Regions from separate parts of the Homo sapiens genome. Here regions 1 and 2 are each linked to region 3. The links are chromatin contacts, found by Hi-C or POLR2A ChIA-PET in ENCODE. All regions are on one chromosome and are shown on one strand. The core of a region is the stretch at or near the end of the contact, and the rest is flanking DNA. Distances in the headings are between cores, read along the strand shown.

Evidence for each region. A loop is a pair of places that touch in the nucleus more often than their neighbours do. ChIA-PET counts read pairs that join two places held with the same protein, here RNA polymerase II (POLR2A).
Region 1: POLR2A ChIA-PET joins it to region 3 with 19 read pairs in PC-9. The contact joins two enhancer-like sites. POLR2A ChIA-PET finds 5 or more read pairs at or near these places in 4 of 52 experiments (AG04450, PC-9, T-cell and 1 more).
Region 2: a map of IMR-90 shows a loop between it and region 3 (2.0-fold over the local background). The contact joins two enhancer-like sites. A Hi-C loop is called at or near these places in 1 of 168 maps with a recorded cell type or tissue (IMR-90). POLR2A ChIA-PET finds 5 or more read pairs at or near these places in 4 of 52 experiments (AG04450, BJ, H1 and 1 more).

Annotation. Positions count from the first base shown.
Region 1 is chr11:35,109,893-35,112,592 of GRCh38, forward strand. No RefSeq gene overlaps it. Among named protein-coding and RNA genes, the nearest start is that of CD44-DT, 27 kb to the right of the region's middle. Within about 2 kb of position 1,344, at least 7 of the 41 ENCODE cell types and tissues checked have a DNase peak (open chromatin) inside an H3K27ac peak, as active enhancers do; they include PC-9, where a contact is called at or near this core.
Region 2 is chr11:35,191,224-35,193,923 of GRCh38, forward strand. All of the region lies in intron 5 of CD44 (CD44 molecule (IN blood group)), which reads left to right. Among named protein-coding and RNA genes, the nearest start is that of CD44-AS1, 22 kb to the right of the region's middle. Within about 2 kb of position 1,313, at least 13 of the 41 ENCODE cell types and tissues checked have a DNase peak (open chromatin) inside an H3K27ac peak, as active enhancers do.
Region 3 is chr11:34,975,834-34,978,533 of GRCh38, forward strand. It overlaps PDHX (pyruvate dehydrogenase complex component X), which reads left to right. Exons shown (of 11, transcript NM_003477.3): 8 at 2,291-2,349. Among named protein-coding and RNA genes, the nearest start is that of MIR1343, 35 kb to the left of the region's middle. Within about 2 kb of position 1,383, at least 8 of the 41 ENCODE cell types and tissues checked have a DNase peak (open chromatin) inside an H3K27ac peak, as active enhancers do; they include PC-9, where a contact is called at or near this core.

The DNA.
Region 1 (2,700 bases), core at 94-2,593, 130 kb after region 3:
GTTTTCCAGAAACTGTGGTGCTCTGGGGCATGCAACAGCAATCATGCAGAATGTATAGTCCCCCATGGGCTGAGCTTGCAGTTGGTGGGGAGTACCTACAAGTAACTGGCTCTTAAAATGCTGTGTGGTAAGTCCTTTGATGTGGGGGTAGAGGTGAGAAAGGCACTGACCCAATCTTTGGAAGAAATGATATACTGGTTATAATTGTGCTTGTCTATAATAGTAAACTCTACTCACCCCCTACCCCCTGAATGTCCCCCACAAAATAGTGACCTTAACAATGAGAGATTATATGCTTCCAGAAGTAGGTGATCCATGCTTATATGGCAGCTCAAAAATGCCATCAGGGCCTTTGCTCGGTCATCCTTAGCATATGGTTCTTGTCCTCATAGTGGCAAGATGGCTCCTAAAGTTCCAGGAATCAATTCTACATTCCAGGCAGGAACAAGAGGAAGAACAAATGGCAAAACACTAGATGAACCTGTCAGAGGTTTTCCAGAATCTCAACCTAATGTTTTATTTCTTTGGCTACACCTGTGTCCCATGGCTGCTCTGGATCCAAGGGTGCTGAGAAATAAAGCTTTTGGCTCTAAACTTTGACAACTCAGACAAAACTGGATTTCTGTTAATCAGGAAGGCAAAATGGCTACTGCAGAAGCAATTATAATTCTTTGCCTCATGGGTCAGAACAGAAGGAAGAAGTGAGCACTGAGTTCCTAGGCACCTTGCTTTTGTCCGCTGGGGTCCCTTTTGCCACTCTGGACCAAGTCTCACTCTGGCCTTGTAGGTGATCACAAGGCTGGAACAGGGAAGGGGGACTTGATGAAACCTGAAGATGACTTCCTCCCACCCCTGCCGTTTCACGCAGAATCACCTCCAAACATGCTAGGAAGGCATGCTCTGCACTGGCATGCAACAGTGACCCCGACAAAGCAGCCCCCACCTCCAGAGAAGTCACATTTAGTGAAGATAACTAACCAACCATTCTCAGTTAAGACATTTTGATATTTTTTTCATATCATATTCATTCCTCCAAGCCAACAGTAGGGAAAGTAAGTGTCTCATTATACAGATAAGGAACTGGAAGCCCAGAGAGAGTTGAAACTTGTGTAGTTCACACTACTGGTCAAGACTGGAATAGGATTTGCTTCCCACTTCAGTGCTTTCTCCTCTCCAGAATCCTTTCTGCTCCCCAACCCCTACCCCAAGCCTCACTCTGGTGAGAGAAAGAACTGGAAGAGAAGGTGCTGTGGTCCCAGGCATTACAGCAACTGAACATATTCTGAACCAGGAGGCCTGATTAGTAGCCACTGCTCTGTTCTCATCATATTCTTGCAAGAGGAAGTGGTGGTGGTTTTCCCCGCAATCAGGAAGGAATTCCATCATTCATCTGCTAAGGCAGCACCTCCCTGAAATAATCTCTTCTCCCAGTCAGGCCTAGCTGGCTCCTTTCCCTCTGCAGCAGGATTGGGAAGGTTGGCCTTATTATGGTCCCTCCTTGCTCTTGATTCCTGTGGGGCCTTCTTGACTGCCAGTAGCACATTGGCTTGGTTCAGGGTGGAGTTGCTCTGAACTACTTTAGGAAGGAGAGGCCCTGGCCTTGTCCCTGGCACTTTCCCTTTCCCTTCATTCCCTCCCAGCTGTGGCATTCACAGAGTTTCCCTCCTCCAGCCCAGTCCTGGGCAGCAATAGCCTTCATGTTAGATGCCAAAAGGAGCATTCATCCTTCCCCCATGGGCTGGCACTGGGGCACTAAGCTTGGGCACCAAGGCGGGGCCTCATGGAGGCTCATGGAGGGGGCTGTGTGAATGGGGTGTGCTGTGTCATGCCTTTCCGCCACTGTTTCTGCTCCTACCTGCCTCCAAGGCCTGCATATGACTCAGGAGTCAGTTCAAGTTTATCTCCCTTGGCAGATCTTCCCTGCTCCCTGCCCACTCCACCACCACATCCTCTCCAGAGCTGGAAGATCCCTTCCCACATCCCACAGGTCTCAGAGCACTTAACCCCTGGTTCCAGTGGACACATCTGTTTCTGTCTTTCACCTCCCTCCTTTTGACTGTGAGATCCTTGCATTCTCACAGTGCCTTGGCACTTAGTAAACCCTCAGTACATATTGGGTGAATCCAGGATGCGCCCTGGTGCAGAACACTACAGGAGCATGTAGAGAAAGCTTTTATCACATTCCTGAGGTACCTTAAGGTGAGGTACCTGTAGAGAGGGACAGAAATCCTAATAGCACATTTTTGTTGAGTATTTGATAGTTGCCAAGCACTAGTATGGCTTTTTGCATACTTTGCGTATTTGCTCACTAAGTCTTCACCACAACCCTACAAGGTAGGCGCTGTCTCCACTTTGCCCATGAGAAAACAGAGGCTAAGAAAGGTTAAGTAACTTGCTCAAGATCCCACAGTAGGACAAGATAGAGGGATTTCGACCTCACAGCTCAAGCTCTTAACCCTCTGCCATGCATGTTGTGTCCTTAGTACCACCTCCCCGCCCTCCCAGCCACACAGGAGCTTGTAGCACAGGCGAGACATTCTCAAGTGGATCAATTAGACGAAAAAGCAAGACAGAGCCTGCCCCAACACTTAACACTCAATTATTGCCCAAATGCTAATGTACAGAAGAAATAATGAGGACTGGACTGGAGGGAGAGCCAGAAACGGCTTCCACAGAAAGGTGTGCCTCATCCAGCCTGAG
Region 2 (2,700 bases), core at 63-2,562, 220 kb after region 3:
GAAGCCAGGGAAACCCCCACAGTACTGTGATTTCATTTAAGGTCACTTGCGCAATAGTGTTTTAAATTTCTGTCAGTCTCTGGCTGAGGGCATGATACAAATAGGCTTGGGGTTCCCATCACTCCCTGCACATTCTTTGAAGCTTTTTAAAAAGCAGAGTTTTCAAGCTGCCCATACTTTCTTGGGTTATTGGCCCTCTTGAGTTTGCATCGGCTTATTGTTGGTAGTCCCGTGGGCAACCCTTCTTGAGAGAGGCTTCTGCAAACCAAGCGGGCCGTGCTGCTAGCTACTCACTGCTTCTTGGGTTCCCTGTCTTTTTAAAGTAACCATGTCGAAGGTGCTTATCATTATGGTAGGCAATTTTGTCGGATGTTAGCGAACACAATAATTAGTGGTCTCAGCAGGAAGGAGAATAGGTCTACCCTAAAGTACCACTTCCCACCAAAGAAGAAAATCCTGATAAAACATAACTTGGGACTATATGTAGTTAACATTCAAACCACTAATAGCCTATATAAAATAGTATTTCATGTGTGTTTTAAAAACACACATTTCATTAACCCCTATAGAATATCTCTTAAGAACTGTATCTTCCCTTCCTAAGTTAGTCAGCAAACGTATTTTGAGAACCTACTACGTACCAGGCCTATTAGAATGCTTGGGATCGAAGGATAAACATAGTTAGGAAGTAATATTGAAGAGAGGCAAGGATTACTGAGATATTTATTCATTCAATCAATATCTGAGGTCTTCTGTATGCCAGACACTGCTCTAGGATGCTAGGAATTCAGAGTTGGACTTACCTTCATGGAGACTACATATTATTGGTTTAGAAATCAGGGAAAAGGAGTGTTTATGAGATTTAACTAAAACATAGTTCAGGATTTGAGCTGAGAAATGAATTGTGCCTTTCTCCTCCCAGATAAATTAGTTAAGTTTCCTTCAGCAGCTAAAAAAGAAAGAGACTAATGAGTCTACCAAATGAGTCCAGGGCTAACCTGAGAGTCACTGAAGTACTATAGGACCCAATGGGACCAGTAGCAGCTCCAAGTGGATCACTTCATGCAAAGAAACATACCAAGGCAAACAACCTGGTGGAAACTTGAACGTAGCATAATGGCATGCCAGGAAAAGTCAGCACTGTTAGGTTCCTGAGTAGAATCGTATTTCTAAAGTCCAGTGAGGAGATTTGCAAAACCTTATCACTGTTGGACTGAGAGCTGGGACAGAGTGACAGGGAGTGATTGCAAAGCCTCCCTCATGCATTGCAGGAGGGCAGGGGTCAAGAGGAGTGCTGGCTGAGAGCACAGAAGAAGCGGTCTTTGGCTCGGCTGGCTCATTCCTTCCTGAAGGGCCTGTAGTGGGTGGCAATAGGGACAGCTAGTAAGAATAACCATCTGGGTAGCTTTAGGCTTCCAGCAGGCTGTTTATCTTGAGTGTCATCAGCCTCTTCCTATTGGTGACCTGGAACTCTCTGGGATCAAGAAACCTAAACTAATTCAGGAAGCAGACTCCTGCCTTGGAACACTGTATTTCCTTGTCTTCTGGGTGTCAAAGGAATTCTTTCTTTTTTTTTTTTTTTTTTTTCAGATCTGGTATGGCCTATTTGGGTGGGGAAAATTAGAAATTCTGCTGGCTAGGCAGTAGCTTTTTCCATTTTTCCCCCTCATACCACTCCTTTCAGGAAGACAAAAATAACGCCTATTTCTATCTTGTTCTTGTAGGTTTGTTTCCTCTGGTACTATTTTTTCCTGTTGTACTATTGGGTGAGGGTGGTGGGAATTATGCATCTTTAATAAAGTTTCTGAGGTGAGAATGTGGTGTCTGTGGATTTTCCCGGGGATGCTCAGGTTTGTCTGGAGGCTTCATGGGTAAAATTGGCTCCTATTTCTCTACTCTCTGTTCTGAACTAATGTGTCCTTTGCAGCAGGGGTGTCCAGTCTTTTGGCTTCCCTGGGCCACATTGGAAGAAGAATTGTCCTGGGCCACACATAAAATACACTAACACTAGCCATAGCTGATGGGATAACAACAACAAAAAAAGCTTATAATGTTTTAAGAAAGTTTATGAATTTTTGTTGGGCCACATTCAAAGCCATCCTGCATCACAGGTGGCCCACAGGCTACGGGTTGGACAAGCTTGATTTAGAGGACAGAACATACTGTGCCAGCTGTTGGCATTTTATATAGATAGAGTCAAAGTTTTTAACCTAGGGTTCATGGACCTTCAGTAGGTTCAATGGTAGACCATAAGGCATTCTAGAACTATCTGAAATAATATGCAAAATTTTGAGTGTGTATATGTAGCATCACTTTTTTGAGGAAGGAGGACATAACGTAGATTTTCAAAGGGATATATAATTTAAAGTGGCTTTTTAAAATCTCAGCTGGCTTAAATTAGATATTTATCCTGATGGTTTTTGCCATTCCATTTCAATAAGAAAACATGCTGGACTCAAGTCAAACTTGAGAGTCGAATGAGAGATTTTAAATTGCAAAATGTTACTGATGATATTTTCTCTAATTTGAGAAAAGTCTGGAATTTCTCTAACTTTGGCAACTCTAGTTTTTGGTAGAAACACATATTGAATTAGAATAAAAAGTGACAGAAATGATAGATGGATACCTGAGGAAGTTTTATCTGATTTCGACACTTTGAACACATTTTCTTTGCAAAGTTCCTGCTCAAGTATGAAGTTT
Region 3 (2,700 bases), core at 133-2,632:
GCTTTCTTTTGCAACTTTCTACATCCCAGGTGAAAGCAGGACTTTTATCAGTTTATATACAGAGTTTCAAGATTTCATATAAAGACAACTTGAGAGCTTTTAAAAGTTCAAGGAACTAAATGGAAAGCTATTTTAAAGAAAGTGAGAAGTTTCTAAAAAATGAACCCTGGAAACACTCCTGTAGTTCTCAGATCATACTTGCTTAGTCATGATATAGAGGTTAATATGGGAATCACTTTCCTGTTTTCTTACTCTAATAAGGCAGAAAACAGTAATATTTCAGAGGAGATATGGATTAGTTTATTATCTTTGCATGGTCCAGTTTTGGTACACCTTGGTAATTAGGAATTTTCTTAAAAATCTTTACACCCCACATTATCTATCTTCACTCCTCTTTCTCATATAAAGTTACAATACATAACATTCTGTATGCATGCTTCACACTTTGCTTTTCTGTCTTGACAATGTGTAAATGAGAATGTTTGATATTACCTTACAAACTGTTTTCTACTCAGTAAATGTAACAGCATCTCCTTTCAATATGTTTGGAAAATCTCCATTATAAAGAGTTAAAAATAAAGGAATTCAAAGAGAAACCTACTTTACACATGTTAGATTTGAGATGCTTGTAAGCGATGCAAGTAGAAATTTCATGTGAGAAGTTGGATATACAAGTCTGAAGCCTCAGTATCTCAGAATTAGAGGTAGAATTTGGAAGAGTCATCATTATATAAATGGTATCAAAACCTTGGAATTGGAACTGGAACTTCTAGCCTGGGGAGATGCCAACATTGAGAGGAAAGGAATAAAAATGAGTGAGTGGGCAGAAAGTGGAAGAAAACCAGGAGAGTATAGTGACATAGGAGCCAGTAAAAGAATATATTTCATTCAACTCAAGAATGTTCCTAAATGTGGGAGTATGCTGAATACAGAATTTTAAGTGAGGACTGTGGACTTAGGTGGTAGGTTTGGGGGTCATTAGCTGGCAGATGGTTTTAGAAGTCTTCACTGTGAATACCTGTGGGTAAGTAGATAAAGTGAAGAGAAAGCTGAGAGAGCCATGAAAGGTAAGCAGAGTAAGTTCATGAACTGTTACATTTGAATTTGTACAAACCAAATCTTTCTATGTGGTTATCATTAAAAGCTTGTAAGCACTGTAAGTCCATTTATATTTCTATTCCTAAAGGGGTTTTAAGCAAAAATGTTTATATATTTCTGGAATTCTGAATTAGAGGAGCTTTGATACTTTGCAGCTGACAGTTATCGTGACAGTTTGACAGTATTTAGGTTTATGGTAATTCATCTAATCCCTTTCTGTAGTCTCCAGGATGCCTTTGGAATGAGCTGTTATTCACCTAAAATTCCGTGATACTTTAGTAATAGGATAGGTTTTTTGCCACATACCACTGACTAGATCTAGATCTTAGAGTCTTTTTCTATAAGCTCTTGCAAGAAAGAATCAAGTGTTGTTTACATTTTCTAACACTGTTATACCCAGTGGCAAATGCAAAGACATAAACAAATACTTTAGTTATGATCAGCTCGTAGGAAGTGGGAGGACCCCAGCTTTATCTTAAAATCATTATGTATACTGGAAAGAAATTGATTCAAATGCATTCACCATAAAACTATGGATGGAGAACCTCATTTTATTAATCACACTAGGACCTATGCCAGCATTGCTTCATCTTTGGCTTTTGTTATATCCTGTTTTGTTAAGTTAAAAAGCAGTTAAATTTTTTTTCACCTACACCCCATTAGTAAAAAGAAATTTTCGAACACTTTCCCATATGTGTATATATAACTGTTTATATATAAAGTACCTACATGTATCACTGTTCTAGTATAATCAGTATGTTATAAAGCATACAGAGAATAAGGGTATTTGAAAAGAACGAGGAAGAAAATGAATCATCTTGTAAACTTCCTGACTGCACACACCACAGAGAGATCATTTGTCTTTTTCGAGACATAGGAGTTAGTTCTTTTTTTCTGATTATGCTTGTAATGGGTCCTTCAGGTTCTTGTGTATGATATCTAAGCAATTTAAAAAATTGATAACCAAGGCCCAGAAGTAAACTTACATTCATGGTTAATATTATTGATCCAGGACCTCATATAATGCAAGTTTTTCTAATCATGGGAACCTTATTGACTAAGCAAACAAAAGCTTGTAATTTTTTATCATTGTTTGTCAGTACATTCCATAATTTACAAGTTTGAAGTTGTAATGGTCAATGTTAAAGTTATATTAGGAATACTAATTTTACTAACCTTATTTTTCTTTCAGATGACATTAAAGTATCAGTAAATGATTTTATCATCAAGGCAGCAGCTGTTACCCTTAAAGTAAGTAGCAGACTTCAAATGATTTTGTCTTCTTAAGTAGTTTCATGTCGTGGAATTTTTACAATGACAAATAGAACTCTTATTTTTAAATCACAAAAATTTTATAATTGTCTTGCTAAAAATATCCTATCGTTTGATCTCCCTCATTTTACAAATGAAGAAACTGTAAATCAAAAGGGCTCACAATGAATTAGAGCAGGATGAAAACCATTTATTCTAGGCATTAGAGATAGAGCAGTAAACAAAAGCTTACTTGATTTCTGCTGTCCCTGGGGCTTACATTCTAGTTGGAGGAGACAAACACTATTATATGTCAGATGGTGAAAGTGCTGAGGAGAAAAAGAAAGGATA